Regions from separate parts of the Homo sapiens genome. Here regions 2 and 3 are each linked to region 1. Evidence: chromatin loops called from intact Hi-C (ENCODE). Cell type or tissue: GM12878. All regions are shown on one strand.

Region 1 (5,000 bases):
TTTGCTACACTGACTATGAGTACATAATTACCTCTGCATTTTTCTGGAAGAGAAATGGGACAATGTTGCAAAATAGTACTTTGCATCAAAATTGCCCATTACACATAATCCTGGTGGTGGATTCGTCATCAGAAAGTGCTTAGGAGAAACTAGATTGGCCATTCTGACAACTGTCTTTTATGTAAGGATTACTTTCTGTCTCAGCTTAATCTAATATGTGTTCTATTATATTTAAAATAAGAATTCAGGCAGAAGCCCAGCTGTGGTTGACCTTTTGGCTCAAGGAGGCAGCCCAGCAGGAAGAACTTGCTTTTTATTAGTCCCTGTTTGTCCCAGGTGATACTTGGGCCAGGCTTTCTGACTTGCTGTCTTTGTTATCCACAATCAGCCTTGCTGTCCCTGTTACTCACACTTAGATTTGGCTACTCTCCCTGTGTCCTCTACCAAGCTCTGTTGGCGCTGTGCATTGAAATCTTCCTTAAATCTCACTTCTTTCATGAAGTCTCCTTCAGCAACTCACACTTCATAGACTTCTCTTTTCAGCTTTGGGATTGAGCGGTCTTGCATTTACAACAGCTCACTTAGCAGAGCTAAAGGGCTTGTAAATTCAAAAAAGGGAAGTAGTGATTGCTAGGAGCCACCATGGGTTTCCTCAGAACCAAGCAGGGCAGAACAAGCCCATTTCTTTCTTGGATAGGGTTGTTAGCTAGATAGAGGGCTGTGGTTAAAATTCTTTGTTCTGAATTTCAGTAAAGCATCAATTTTTGCATAGTATTCTTGCACGCAAGCTGGAGATATTCTCCAGTCACATTGTGGTCAGGTGGACTTTGCACCTGGCTGAGAGACGAGGCACAGAGTGGTGATTAATGGATTTATGTCAAACTGGAGAGCTATCTTTCGTGGCAAGCTGTAGGTCTCTTGTGTGTTCATTGCTGTCAGGGACCTGAATGAGAACATTGATGATAGGCTGATGACACTTGTGGAAGGCAGAAGGCTGGGAAGAATAGCAGGCATGTGCAGTGACAAAGTCAGGGACTAAAGTGGTCTTGACACACCAAAATGATACTTGCACTTAAGTCATAAGATGCAGTCATTTGTGTATGGGGGTGGCAGTGGAAAAGGGGAAGAGGAAGATGAGGTTTAACCAAGTAGCACATGAAAGAAAAGGTTTAGGGTCATGGTTAATTGTAACCTCAGTATGATTCAGCAGAGCCAGGTAGTTAGAAGGAAAACTCATGCATTCATTTCTCAAATATTTCTTGAGTGCCTGTATGTGCCAGGGACTTGACTAATGCTGAGGATACAATAGTGAATGAGATAGTCCCTAATTTAATGGTATGTGTAATCTTGTAGGGAAGTCAGACAATTATAATATAGCATAATAAATGCTATGAGAGGAAAAGTTTAGTATGGTGAGTTTCTTCTTTTTTTTTTTTCTTTGAGACGGAGTCTTGCTCTGTCACCCAGGCTGGAGTGCAGTGGCGTGATCTCAGCTCACTGCAGGCTCTTCCTCCTGGGTTCAAGTGATTCTTCTGCCTCAGCCTCCCAGGTAGCTGGGACTACAGGCATGTGCCACCATGCCTGGCTAATTTTTTTGTATTTTTAGTAGAGATGGAGTTTCACCATGTTGGCCAGGCTGGTCTTGAACTCCTTACCTCAAGGGATCTGCCCGCCTCGGCCTTGCAAAGTGCTGGGATTACAGACATGAGCCACCACGCCTGGCCTAGTATGGTGAGTTTCTTAGAGGAAGGACACCTGGCCTGGGCTTCGCATGGGAGAATATCAGGGAAGACTCCTTAGATGACCCCTAAGCCAAGCCTTGAAGGATGGGAGGAGGTTAGGCAGGAGGCTTCTAGGTAGGTGAAGTGCTGGTGTAAACATCTGAGGTGAGAGATGCTGGTAAATTCTGGGCAATGAAAGTAGTAGGGTATGACTGGAATGTGGAGGCTGAGAGCAGAGGAGGTGAGAGACGAGGCTTGATCAAGAAGAGTTTTGATTTGCTCCTGCTAGTTGTATTTGGAGCAGGAAACTGACATCCTTACGTCTGAATAAATCACCATGGCTGTGGTTAGCAAAAGTAGGGAATTTAGTGTGGTGAGGTATAGTAAGTTCTGTACAACAGACATTTACAACTATAAGTGTCTATTCAGACAAGTGCCACAAGGAGGTGGTAGAGACTAGGAACCGGGTGGGGCATATGAGTTGGGCTTTACAGAATCCATCCAGAGAAGATGTGAACATTGCCTGAAAATAGTAGAAGGGTTCTTGGGTAGAAGATGCTCTGCATGGCTCTGCCAGGCTGGACAGAGCAAAGGCAGTTGTCTTCATTCATTTTATGTTGCTATAACAAAATGCTGGAGACTGAGTAGTTTATAAAACAAAAAGGTTTTTATGGTTCACAATTCTGATGGCTGGAAAGTTCGAGATTGGGCATCTGCACCTGGTGAGGGCCTCAGGCTGCTTTTACTCATTAAGGAAGGCAGATGGGGAGCTGGGGAATGCAGAGATCACATGGTGAGAGAGGAAGAAGGACACGGGGAGGTATCAGGCTTTTTTTTTTTTTTTGAGACAGGATCTCACTGTATCACCTAGGCTGGAGTGCAGTGGTGTGATGACAGCTTGCTGCAGCTTCAGACTCTTGGGCTCAAGCAGTCCTTCTGCCTCAGCCTCTCAGGTAGCTGGGACCACAGGTGCATGCCACCATGCCCAGCTAATTTTTAAAAATTATTTTTTGTAGAGATGGCGTCTCCCTTTGTTTGTTGCCCAGGCTGGTCTCAAACTCCTGGGCTCAAGTGATCAACCCAACCTCTTTTTAATAAGCAGCTGTCTCTGGAACTAATAGAGTAAGAACTCACTTCTCAGGGAAGGTATTAATTTATTCATGAGGGATCTGCCTCCATGATCCAAACACCTCCCATTAGGCCCCATTTCCAACATTTGGGATCAGATTTCAACATAAGGTTTGAAGAGGACAAACATCCAAACCATAGCAGAGGTGTTAATCATCTTTCCATGATTAAGGGTTCAGTGTTGGCTGTTTGTGTCCTAACTCCCTAGACTTGCATTGACATACCAGGGCTGCTGCACTGCTTTGGGCCAAAGATTTCCTCATCTGTAAAATAATAAACCATACAATATGTGAAGGCCAGAGATAGTGTTTTACAAAGCACCTGGTATGGACTTGTGCTGAGTAGGAATCTAGCCAGTTATTGTAGAATCGAGTTATTGGAGGCTGGGCATGGTGGCTGATGCCTGTAATCCCAGAAGTTTGGGCGGCTGAGACTGGGGAATCACTTGAGCCCAGGATTTCAAGACCAGCCTGGGCAACATAGGGAGGCCCTGTGTCTGCAAAAAGAAAAAAAAAAGAAATTAGCCAGGTGTGGTGGCACGCGCCTGTTGTCTCAGCTACTTGGGAGGCTGAGGCAGGAGGATCGGTTGAGCCGGGGAAGTCGAGGCTGCGGTGAGCTGTGATTATGCCACTGCACTCCAGCCTGGGTGACCGAGCGAGAGTTCCTGGACCCTTGACTGTCTCAGAGATTACTAGAGTTAGGTGTCACTGATTCCTGGCCTTGACTGTTATGTTTCTACTTTGTAGGGGTTCTAAGGCCTTAGTTGACCCTAGGCTCAGTGTCCCCTGCCTCTCAGTGCACTTCCATCCTACTTCCCCACATAGTTTGTGAGCTGAAGCATACAAACTAATTTTGATATTCATGTCATTTAAATATGTTTATAAATTGTGTGTTTACAAAAGCCACATTTATTATACTCCAAGGACATCTAAAAGTGACATTTTGTGTTATACATGGCCTTGTCTGCTTCGACTAGTATAGGTGTTTGGGAGTGAACCATGCCTGCATTTCCGTGTCTTCTTTTCTTTTTTATTTTTCAGTTAAAATTGTCAAAAAAACACATAAAATTTACCATCTTAACCAATGTTAAGTGTTCAATATGGTAGTAACTATATGTACGTTGCTGTCAACAGACCTCTCAAACTTCAGTCTTGCAAAACTGAAACTTTATGTCCATTGAACAACTTCCCTTTTCCTCTTGCCCCCAGCCCTGGCAGCTACTTTTTTACTTTGTTTCCAAAAGTTTGAATGCTTTAGATCCCTCATAAGATATATGGTAGTAATACTGGAATCATGCAGTATTTGTCTTTTTCTGACTGGCTTATTTCACTTAGCATCATGTCCTCAAGGTTCATCCATGTTGTAGCATAGGACAGGATTTCCTTCTTTTCAAAAGCTGAATAATGTTCCATTGTATATACACACCACATTCTCTTTATCCATTCATCTTTTTATGGACATTTAGGTTTTCACTTCTTGGCTATTGTGAATAATGGTGTGCTGAACATGGAAGTACAAATATCTCTTTTCAGTACAAATATCTGTTTTCAGTTCTTTTGCGTGTATACCCAGAAGTGGGATTACTGAAATTATATGCAATTTGTAATTTTTTGAGGAACCTCACATTGCTTTCCATCGTGGTTGCATTATTTTACATTTCTACCAACAGTGCACAGGCTTCCACTTTTTCCACATCCTTTGCAACACTTTTTATTTTCTGGTGTGTGTGTGTGTGTGTGTGTGTGTGTGTGTGTGTGTTTTGACAGTGACCATCCTAACAGGTGTAAGTATGGTACCTCGTTGTGGTTTCAATTCGTGTTTCTCTAATATTAGTGATGTTGAGCATCTTCTCATATGCTTGTTGTCCATTTTTACATCTATGCAAGTCCTTTGCCCATTTTAAATTGTTTTTGTTGTTGTTGTTCTTGTTGTTGTTGTTGTTGTTGAGTTGTAGAGTTCATTATATATTCTGGTTAGATACATGACCCCTGATTAGATGTATGGTTTGCAAATATTTTGTCCTGTTGCATAGGTTGCCTTTTTACTCTGTTGTTTTCTTTGCTGCACAGAAGTTTTTGAGTTTGATATAGTCCCATTTGTCTGTTTTTGCTTTGATTACCCATGCTTTTGGTGTCATATTCCAAGAAATCA
Region 2 (5,000 bases), 190 kb before region 1:
ATATATTTTCAAAGGAAAAAATCCCATAATCACCAATGACCCTTCATTAATTTGTGAATATTCCAGACAAGCTAGAGTCGACAAGACTTATATTATCTGATTTTCAATTCTGTTTGAACTTCACATAAAAACATTTTGAAGAGAAAGGAAGGTTATTACTATATCATTTGTGACAAATAATCAAGATATGAGAATAGTAAATAAATTATTTGAATTTAAAGTTAGGAAGCACTTCTTTTTCAAAGAATCCTATATGTAAAATAATTGAGCCATGAAAAATGTTAAAACAGGTAAAAATCATGCCTCAAAAGAACCTGGTAAGATTGTGGTAAATAAAGGAATTTACTAGGCGAGAATCTCTATTCACTACAGGCAATTTTAGCTGTTTTCTCCTGGAATTAAATGTTCTATCCTAACTTCTGGAACTAGTTAAATATTAACGTTATTGCCTTTCTCAAAGATAATGGTAGAATTTAACTGGTTGAAAACTGCCACCCACAGCTAACATTTATAAAGTATCTCCCAATGCAAAATTAAACAGACTTCCTTCCAGGACATTCTAGGCAAGTTCCCAAATAAGATTCCTAAACTAAACAAAGCTACTACATTAAACTTGGCGATATCACAATCATGAATTGATCCTCTAAATGCCAAAATTGAGAGTAAAAAAGAAAAATGGACACTTGTTAGCAATACAGGATAGCAGAAGTACACAGTGATGCTTACTGATGAAATGAGGATACTTTCTAAATCAGTGGTTTTCAAACTGTGGCCCAGGTACCCGTGGGGTCACTGAGGTACCCTCAGGGCTCTGCAAGGTCAAAACTGTTTTCATAATTCATTAAGATGTCACATTTTCTGTTTTAACTCTAATTTGTTCATGAGTATACAATGAAGTTGACAACAGGCTACGTGAAGCATGGCATCACAACAGAATGCAGAAGGAAATATGAGAAAACAGCTGTTGAAGCCAGACATTAAAGAATTTGTTAAAAAAAAAAAAAAGTAAAACAATATCAATCATCTAATTTTTTATTTTGGAAATATAAGTTGTTTTTTATTTTAAAATGATACTTATGCTAACGTGTTATTGTTATTTTAAAATAAACTAATAAAATTTTTAAATTTCTAATACAGTAAATACTAATAAATATAACCCACATAAGCCAAAGCTTGCTAGGTTCTCAATAATTGTTTTTTTTTGCGGGGGACAGAGTCTCACTTTGTTGCCCAGTCTGGAGTGCAGTAGCACAATCTCAGCTCACTGCAACCTCCACCTCCCAGGTTCAAGCTATCCTCCCACCTCAGCCTCCTGAATAGCTAGGAAAATAGGTGCATGCCACCACGCCCAGCCAATTATTGTATTTCTTGTAGAGATAAGGTTTCGCCATGTTATCCAGGCTGGTCTCGAACTCCTGAGCTCAAGTGATCCACTGCCTCAGCCTCCCAAAGTGCTGAGATTTCAGGCGTGAGCCACTATGCCTGGCAATTCTCAATTATTTTTAATTTTAAATGTGGTATGGAAAGAGATCCTGAAAACAAAAAGTCCGAGAATCAGTGGCCTAAATCATAGAGTTGATACAAGGATTAAATGAACTAATGCATGTAAAGCACTTTTCACAACGCATGGCAAACAGTCAACGTTCAGTCAATGGTAGCTATCGTTATTGTTACATAACAACAGCTGCGGCTACAGATAGCAATGCTGAGATCAGCCATTTCTGGAGACTTTGTTGTCCCCCACTGTCTAGTAAGCAATGAGTATTTAAAAAAAAAAAAAAGCCAACTGATTCATCAAATGTAATTCATCATATAGATTCTAATTTAAATTCTAATACAATCAATAAGAACCTGTTAGTCTGAAAGACTGTATCTTTCTAGACCCTGTTAACTTCCTTATAAACTAGGAAGGCCTAGGACTAGACTTACAATATACCTTGGAGACTAGAGTTATCTTGTCCTTTGAGACACCTGGAAAACAGCAATGAGAAGCCTAAGTGTCCTGTGCACAACAAATTAATTAAATATGCATTCTCATAATAAAGAAAGGTATACTTTCCTTTGAAATACTGGATCAATAAGGCATCATGGAATAACGGAACTGTGGACAGGCCCTTGAGCATGCTTCTGGTTAAGATTCTTCATTCCAGGCATATCTAGCACACACCCAAGACAGATCAACAGGTACAGAGACTCACAAACGGACCAGTCATTTTTCACTCTAGTGGTTACGTAGCCCCTCTACAAATCAAACCACAATCTTTCTTACTTTCACTTTCAGGACACTTCCTTATGTTTCATCCTTTATTGATAAAGCTAAAAATAATAATAGTAGTTGTATACAGAGGTCAAACACCTGGCATCAAGCTCATAAAAATCCTTTAACCCTTTAGCCTACATTTTTTTTTTTTTTTTGAGACAAAGTCTTGCTCTGTCACCCAGGCTGGAGTGCAGTGGCACGATCTCAGCTCACTGCGACCTCTGACTCCCAGGTTCAAGCAATTCTCCTGCCTCAGCCTCCTGAGTGGCTGGGACTACAGGTGCGGGCCACCATGCCTGGCTAATTTTTGCATTTTTGGTAGAGATGGGGTTTCACCATGTTGGCCAAGCTGGTCTCGAACTCCTGACCTCAAGTCATTCACCCACCTCAGCCTCCCAAAGTGCTGGGATTACAGACATGAGCCACCGCGCCCAGCCTAGCCTACTTTTCTCTAGTCAAAACACGTTCCAAATCTTTTAACTGTTTCCCATTGGATCTGTACTTCCTTCTCTTAACCATTCTTTTCTGTCTTCTAAACCCCAAGATAAAAACATACAGAATTCTTTTTTAATCTTTCTTTCTTTCTTTTTTTAAAAAAGGAGACTGATCCAAAGTAGCTAACACAGAAATTTCATTGAGGCACTAACAGACTATTTAGCCTTTAAAACTTTATTTAACACTATTACCAAAAAAAAAAGTAATTTATCCTCCTTAAAAAGGACCATATTAACATTATATATGTTAAATTCAGTCTTTTAAAAACTATCTTTGTATCTTGAAATCAGCATTAAGATGAAAGCAAGAGATATTACTGTTGCTATGGTAATACTTCAATGAACAGCATAACACACACTGGTACATAAAAACCATTTTCTGAGCAGCATGTACAGGTAAATAAAAGTTAAATAGCACATCAACAACAATTTCCTCACAGGGTCATGACAACTTTTATTTGTGATGCTTATTTTTATATATTACAGTGACTGAAGTAAATTTGAAAATGTCAATAATCAACAGCAATGGTCAGCATTTGCAGAGGGAACCAGAGAATGTTCGTTTCTCCACTTTTCCCACAACTGTATTTTGGAGTTTCAAGAACCACAGAAGCGTCATCAAATATGACCATACCACAAACTTACACATACAAGAGGCATACTTGCTAAATAGGCAAACATAGGTGAGTTAGGAGAATTAATGAATGGTGGGAGGTTCTGACAAAGTAAAACTCACATCTTTTTTTTTTTTTTAGCTACTTAGCAAACAAAACAAAAAAACTAAAAAACCCCACAAGTTATATAACTATTGATATGGATGATCCATAAAATCCCAAAATTCAACTACTCATTATGGGGTGTTTCACAAGTATGAAGTACTGAATTAAGGTTGAGGGTATCATAATGTATTATGTGGGGTTTTAAATAATAACTCAATATAATAAGCTACTATACTGAGATACCCTGTATTAATGTACAAAAAACATTAATGAAATATATGCTTTGATTGGATTATGCAGCCTTTCTTCTACATTCAAATTACAATCCAAGTTGAACTCAAAGACAAGTTTCCTTTTAAAACATTTCTCTAAACTAGTGGAAAAAAATGTTTATAAAAATAGTGTAGTCTGAGTCTGAATAAACGGTATGCTCAGGGAAATTTCAGGTTTCAACGTAAAGAAATATACACATTTTAGAGTTTCTAAAGAAAGAGTATTATTTACAATGAAAAACCACATCTAAGGAAGAAACGTTTTTAAACTCTGGAGAACAGGGAAAAAAAGAAGAGTACCTCCTTTAAAAATAATTTTCAGTCATCAGTAAAGATCTTTCCCAGATCTTGTGTACAAGAGGAAAACCACTGCCATGGCTACGTGTAAGAGCATTCCTTATCCCCAATGCCAAATGGGCAATAGAACAGACAAAGTCCATTCTTTTAAAGCTATATGCTGTATATGCTGAGGTTAAAAATATTTACACAAAATTTTATAAAGAAGAAACAATATATTTGAGTCATAAAAATAAGTTAGCTCTCTGCCACCATTTACTACCCACCTTTAAATATTAAATTTTAATTTTACTTATTTAGGAAAAATTACATAATTCTTCATAGCACAGTTTAAAAATAACTCCACTATTAATGCAGGCCCTTTATTTAATCACAGGCTAATTTACTCCTGACAGAAAGTAAATTCCACTATTTTCTGTGAGGCTTTATGAAATTGCCATCATTTTTAATTAATTCTTAATTAAAATATATTACACCACAGCTTCTACCCATCTCTCTTGATATTCTAACATAATCAATTCAAGACCATTTACATATCATTAATTAAAAGCCTTCCTCTCTCATCCTTAAAATCATAATGAGGCTCTATTTCTCATTAGCAGCCTTTAAGGGGTAAAACAACAATACAGTCAAGAATGAATAGTAACTTGAAACAAATAATTTGTACTTTTTAAAACTATATAGTGGACAGAGCTAATTTCAAAATTTCTCAAATTTGAGAATCCTTGAATTATTTCACTGTGTTTCACAGGGGAACCACCAGAGCAACAATTGGTGATAAAATGAAACTAATCTTCAAATGAGTTAAGCAATAAATTCGGTAAGAAATAGTAGCATCTTTGAGATCTGGGAAAACCAAATAGATTTCTTTATTTAGACAATAACAAATCTTACCATGAAATACTACCAACAAGTTAGTTACTACAGAAAAGTAAAAAATAACACAATTAATATGATC
Region 3 (5,000 bases), 200 kb after region 1:
CTCCTGGGCTCAAGTGATCCTCCTGTCTCAGCCTCCCGAAGTGCTGGTGAACCATCATTTTTGTTTTGTTTTGACTGATCTGCACCCCACCCCAGCTCCTAGGAGCTATCAATCACCTGATGATGCAGGGACCCCCACGGGGTGTGTGTAAGTCCCCAGGCTTGGCCCGTGAGGTGCAGCCTCCTGTTCCTTCTGTCTGTCCAGCCCCTCCTCCTGGGACTAGGCCAAGGACAGCCAGGGGAAGGCCCTGAAATGGCAGGGATGGGTGCTCACAGTTACCTTTGGGGGAGGTGAGGCTGGGGGATTCATGTCCCCCTAGACTCAGGAGGCTGAGGCCTGAGGCACACACCCCACCAGCCTGGGCTGAGCTGCACCGTGAGTCCCCAGGCCAGGGTCTTTGGGTGAATCTCTCAATCTTTCTGAGGACCTGTCCGTGAAATGGGGACAGAAATAACCTCCCTCACAGGGCTGCTGGGAAGATGCACTGAGATCCTACACAGGGAGGGCCCGGCCCAGTGGCAGCCAGTGGTCTGCAGTTGTTAACCAGAACAGGGAATGTACAATGTGGAGACAAAGAATCTGGTGAGACGCACGGCTCTGCCTTCTCATCACTTTCAGGGCAGGGTTGGATGCATTGATCAACAGAGATGAGCCACAGTTTGGGCTCCAACCAGTGTCTGTGACTGCAGCAGCCTTGTTAATTGAGATTTATAAAGAGCGTCTGCATCCCGGCAGGGGAAGGCACTGGTGGAGTGAGCTGCATCCGTGCAGGATGCTGGGGGAACGCGGGGACCAGGCGGGAACCCTTCCGAAGCCTGCCCAGAGGAAGCCCGAGGATTCCCTCCTAATTCGGGCTCAGTGGGGCAGGCGGCCACTAAGAAGATGAGAGCAGTTTCCTGGTGGGAGGTGGGTTCCCACCCAGGACGAACGTAAGCATTCAGTGCTCATTCAACACGTGTCCACTGACGCCAGCCCTGCACCAGGCCTCAAGAGGGCCCTGAAGGTAGAGAAAGGACCCGAGTCAGAGCCTTCCTTGGGGAACTCACAGTCCAGGGCTTTGACCCATCCTCTAGTGCCCGGGTGACCAGATGTCTGCAGCAGGCAGCTGGGGAGTGGAGGTGGACACGTTCTCCCCGTGTCCTGTCTGTAGCCCGGGCCTGAGAACATGCCTGGGGAAAAGCTGCCCCGGCCCTGATGCATCCCATTGGAGGGTGACAGTGGAGGACACCTGGGGAGGACAGATTCTGAGGCAAGGAACCCCAAGAGGAATTCGCCAAGGGGAGGAGTTGGGGCACAAGTGCAACCCGTTCTCAGTGAGAGGTGTGATGGGGTGAGTCCGGGCTCGGGTGCCCTGGCCACAGGGGCCGAGAGGTCAACCTGCATGAAGACCCCAGCCAAAGGGTCCCCATCATGGGAACCGTGTGAGTCCCCCACTCACCACAGAAAGAGGGGTTCTCGGCACTCCTCTCGCATTGCTGGTTTCTCCCCTTGGGAAAGGAGGTCTCTGGGTTTGCGGGGAGGGACTTTTGTGTGTCCCTGCCCAGAGGCTGTGAGGGGCCCTTCGTGACTTGACACAGATTCCTGGGCTATCACAGAGCCAGCTCCTGGCGGACAGCCACAGCGCCGCACCTCCCAGACATGGAGGCCAGCTCGCCACCCATGTGCCCACCTTCCATGGTCAGGGACCTCAGCAGCCACCCTAGAGTGAAGGAAAGGGGCAGGGGACAGCCGGAGTGGGCGGGCCTCTTCAGCTGTTCCTAGGTGCCAATCACAGTGCAAATACTTTTTAAAATTATTTTTTCAAAATCCCCCAAAAGCAGGGGTTCTTAGCATCATTTCACTACGGCAAGACCTAAAGGGAGAAGGAAGGAAAGGGCATTCATGGACCTGGACCTGGCTTGGGCTCCAATCCCGAACACTTCCTCCCAGTGTGTCCTCGTGTGGGTGTGTCTGTGTGTGTCTCTGTGAGCATGTGTGTGCAAGTGTGTGCATGTAACCATGTGTGAGTGTATGTGTTGTGAGTTTCTGCATGTGTGTACATGCACGTGAGTTTAAGTGTATGCACCTGGCGTGTGTGTGTGTGTGTGTGTGTGTGTGACTTTAATCCAAGAGCGGCCGGCCCCGCACACCTGCGCTCCACATGGCCTGGCAGAGGCGTCTGTTCTCGGAGGAGGCCGTGTGGGTCCCTCAGCAGCCCCTCCCCCGCAGCCCAGCAGCTGGCCACCATCTCAGCACACATTTCCCTGTCACATCTGATTTGCAAAGTCGTATCTGTGACGGACCCACAGGAGCGTCCAGTTGAGGCTTTTTCAGGTCAAGGAGTATTTTCCCAAGCCCCACTCTTCAGAGGGGAAGGCAAATGTGAGCAGCCCTGTCTCCTCTCCCAGGCCCATGCTGCCAGCAGCGGAATCTTCCCCTGGGCCACCGTGGGTGAGGGCCTGAAGGGCCACCTCCAGGTCTGTCATCATCCCATTTTACAGATGAGGACATCGAGGCCTGCAGCAGTCATGTTGTTTTCCCAAGGTGCACAGCTGCCAAGGCGGGGCCAATATTGGAAGTGGATTCTCTGGCCCCTCCCCAAGCCCTTGGTTGTCACCATCACTATCTGCAGCCTCCCCACAGGTGCCTGGGCTGGGCTGTTCCCTCTGGCCTGACTCCAGGACCTCTTCCTCCAGGAAGCCTGCCTGGGCTGTCTTGGCTGGTTTCCAGAGCATCTGGGGAAGAGACTGCCAAGCTGGGTGGCTTTGATCCCATGAAGTCAACATCTTAGTCAAGACACTTTGATGCAGGAGTGGAAACCCATGATGGGGGATGCCACCAGAGGGAATCCCCTATGAGCCCAGCCCTCAGCACAGGATCCAGCCAGCCAGGCCCAAGGGCCAAGCCACACACCCTTTCACTGAGGGCTGGGTTGGTGTCACCTCTCCTTCTTGGTCTCCTTGTCACACCGGTGGTGAGGACGCCCATGGCCTCCAGACCAAAGACTACTAGGCCTCCCAGGGCCACCCCCACCCAGCTGCCGCGGCCCCACCTCTGAGCACTGACTCCCAGAGGCGGGAGGGGCTGCAGGGAGGACAAGCAGCCTTCCTGCCCTGGGGCTCCCTCTTGTGGTGGGGCCCAGGGAAGGGGCCTCACAGGCCATCGCTCCCAGATGACAGGGACCAAGCCAGCTCTGCTCATCAGTCTCTGGCATGTAGCACACACTCAACAAATATCCAATGACTAGAACGTATGTTAAAAAGTGTCCAAAAGGTTCCATGGCCACAGAGGTCTGGGAACTCCACGCTGAACATGGCAGTTTTTGCTCCTGCGGGGTCCCTCAGAGCCTTCAACGGGCCACTGTGCACTGTGTTCCAAGAAGGGGGTGACACGCAACTTCCCCAGGCACACTTGTGACCGAAGTGCATGCACGCATGTCTAGAGCTGGGGTAGCTCGGGACTCGGTATGGGCGATGCTGTTTCGGGAGCCGTGGCAGTGGCCGGCTGACAGCGCGGTCTCCAGTCAGACAAACTGGCGCCACCGCCTGTTAACTGTGTGACCCTGGGCAAGTCCCTTCACCTCGCTGAGGCTGAGTCACCCTTTACACTTCCATGGGATCCTCAGGGCCACTCTTGCCTCCATCCGGGTGCCACCATCACTCTCCTGGACCACATAGCAGTGGCCTCCTCCCGGGCCTCCCTAGCTCCAGTCTGTCTCCTGCCCCGGGATAGGAGCTCTGGTGGGGGAGGACTCGAATCTGACTTGTTCCCCTCTCACTGTATCCCCAGCGCCCAGAGCAGGCCTGGCACAAAATAAGGTTTGTTGAATGAATGCATGCATGCATGAATGAATGAATGGGTGGGCGGGTGTTCCCATGGGACACTCTCAGGCCACTTGGCCACCCCCTTGCTACCCCTCTCCCACACCTCAATCTGGCTTGAACCTGAAGGAGCCCCAAGTCCCACTCAGCAAATTAACTCAGTTTGAATAATTCTATTGTGGTGGGAGGTGCCAGACCATGAAAGCTGAATGGGGATACTCTTTCTCACACACACAGAGAAGCTCTGGCTTCCACCCCTAGAATGCTTTCCAGACTCCAAGCCTCAGCCCCCGCCTGCAGCTCCCGCCCGCACGCCCCGCACGCATGGCTCCCGCCCGCACGCCCCACGCAGGCCTAGAACATGTATCCCGTGCGCAGATGAGGAGAGCAAGGCTCAGGGTGCCCAGTGAGTCCGCCAGGGCACACAGCTAAGGCACGGGACACCAAGAGCGCCGTTCTAGAGCTGTACAGGTCGGTGTTGAACTCCCAGCTCTGCCTCCTCCCCTATCTGTGTGACACCAGGCCAGTCACTTCACCCTCTGAGCCTCAGTTTCCTCATCTGTCAAATGCGCTAGTAATCCCTCCTCTACAGGGTTGTGAGAAATAAATGAGGTAGTCGATAGGAGAGAGATTTCTGAGGAGAGCCGGTTTTGTGGCTGTGCACGTGCGGAGGGGGACAGGGAAACCTAGGAAAAAGCCACCCAGAAGATGACGCCCTCAGCTGAGGATGAGGCATTAGGACCCAGCACAGTGGCCGGCATGTGCAAGTGTGCAGGTGCTCAATGAGCTTTTCTTTTCGCTTTTTTTTTTTTTTTTTTTGAGACAGGGTCTCCCTGTCTTGCCCAGGCTGGAGTGCAATGGCGTGATCTTGGCTCACTGCAACCTCCATCTCCCAGGTTCAAGCAATTCTTGTGCCTCATACTCCCGAATAGCTGGGATTACAGGCACATGCCACCACACCCAGCCTTAAAAAACATTTGTGGGACAAATGACTGCCTTCTGCTGGTGCAACTGAGAAGCCCAGAACACAGACAGAGCCACAGAGGACAGGACTGGACCAAGGGTGCCCTTGGGCAGACAATAGGAAGGCAGGGGATGCAGCTGGAGCCGTGAGCACGAGGCCAGGCGTGGCCTAGACCCATTCTCCAGCTTCAGGAGCTCTGCCTGGGCACACGAGCCTGGGTACATGTCGGCCACCAC

Evidence for each region. Peaks named below come from ENCODE experiments on the same cell type or tissue, not always from the same donor. Only the 100,000 strongest peaks of a DNase experiment are listed, where the experiment ranks them.
Region 2: a loop joins it to region 1, with 7 times the contacts of the local background. A loop is called at or near these places in 2 of 110 quality-filtered maps.
Region 3: a loop joins it to region 1, with 9 times the contacts of the local background. A loop is called at or near these places in 23 of 110 quality-filtered maps.

Annotation. Positions count from the first base shown.
Region 1 is chr9:125,628,662-125,633,661 of GRCh38, reverse strand. The region is part of intron 4 of MAPKAP1 (MAPK associated protein 1); the gene reads left to right. Among named protein-coding and RNA genes, the nearest start is that of MAPKAP1, 76 kb to the left of the region's middle. In GM12878, a CTCF peak has its summit at 2,168 (motif pointing right); DNase peaks (open chromatin) are centred at 921 and 2,166; H3K4me3 peaks cover 987 bases; H3K27ac peaks cover 4,648 bases.
Region 2 is chr9:125,821,491-125,826,490 of GRCh38, reverse strand. All of the region lies in intron 2 of PBX3 (PBX homeobox 3), which reads right to left. Among named protein-coding and RNA genes, the nearest start is that of PBX3, 77 kb to the right of the region's middle. In GM12878, no CTCF peak of the experiment used is centred here; a DNase peak (open chromatin) is centred at 2,210; H3K4me3 peaks cover 329 bases; H3K27ac peaks cover 449 bases.
Region 3 is chr9:125,426,283-125,431,282 of GRCh38, reverse strand. All of the region lies in intron 2 of LOC112268055 (a long non-coding RNA gene), which reads right to left. Among named protein-coding and RNA genes, the nearest start is that of GAPVD1, 170 kb to the right of the region's middle. In GM12878, a CTCF peak has its summit at 3,103 (motif pointing left); a DNase peak (open chromatin) is centred at 2,818.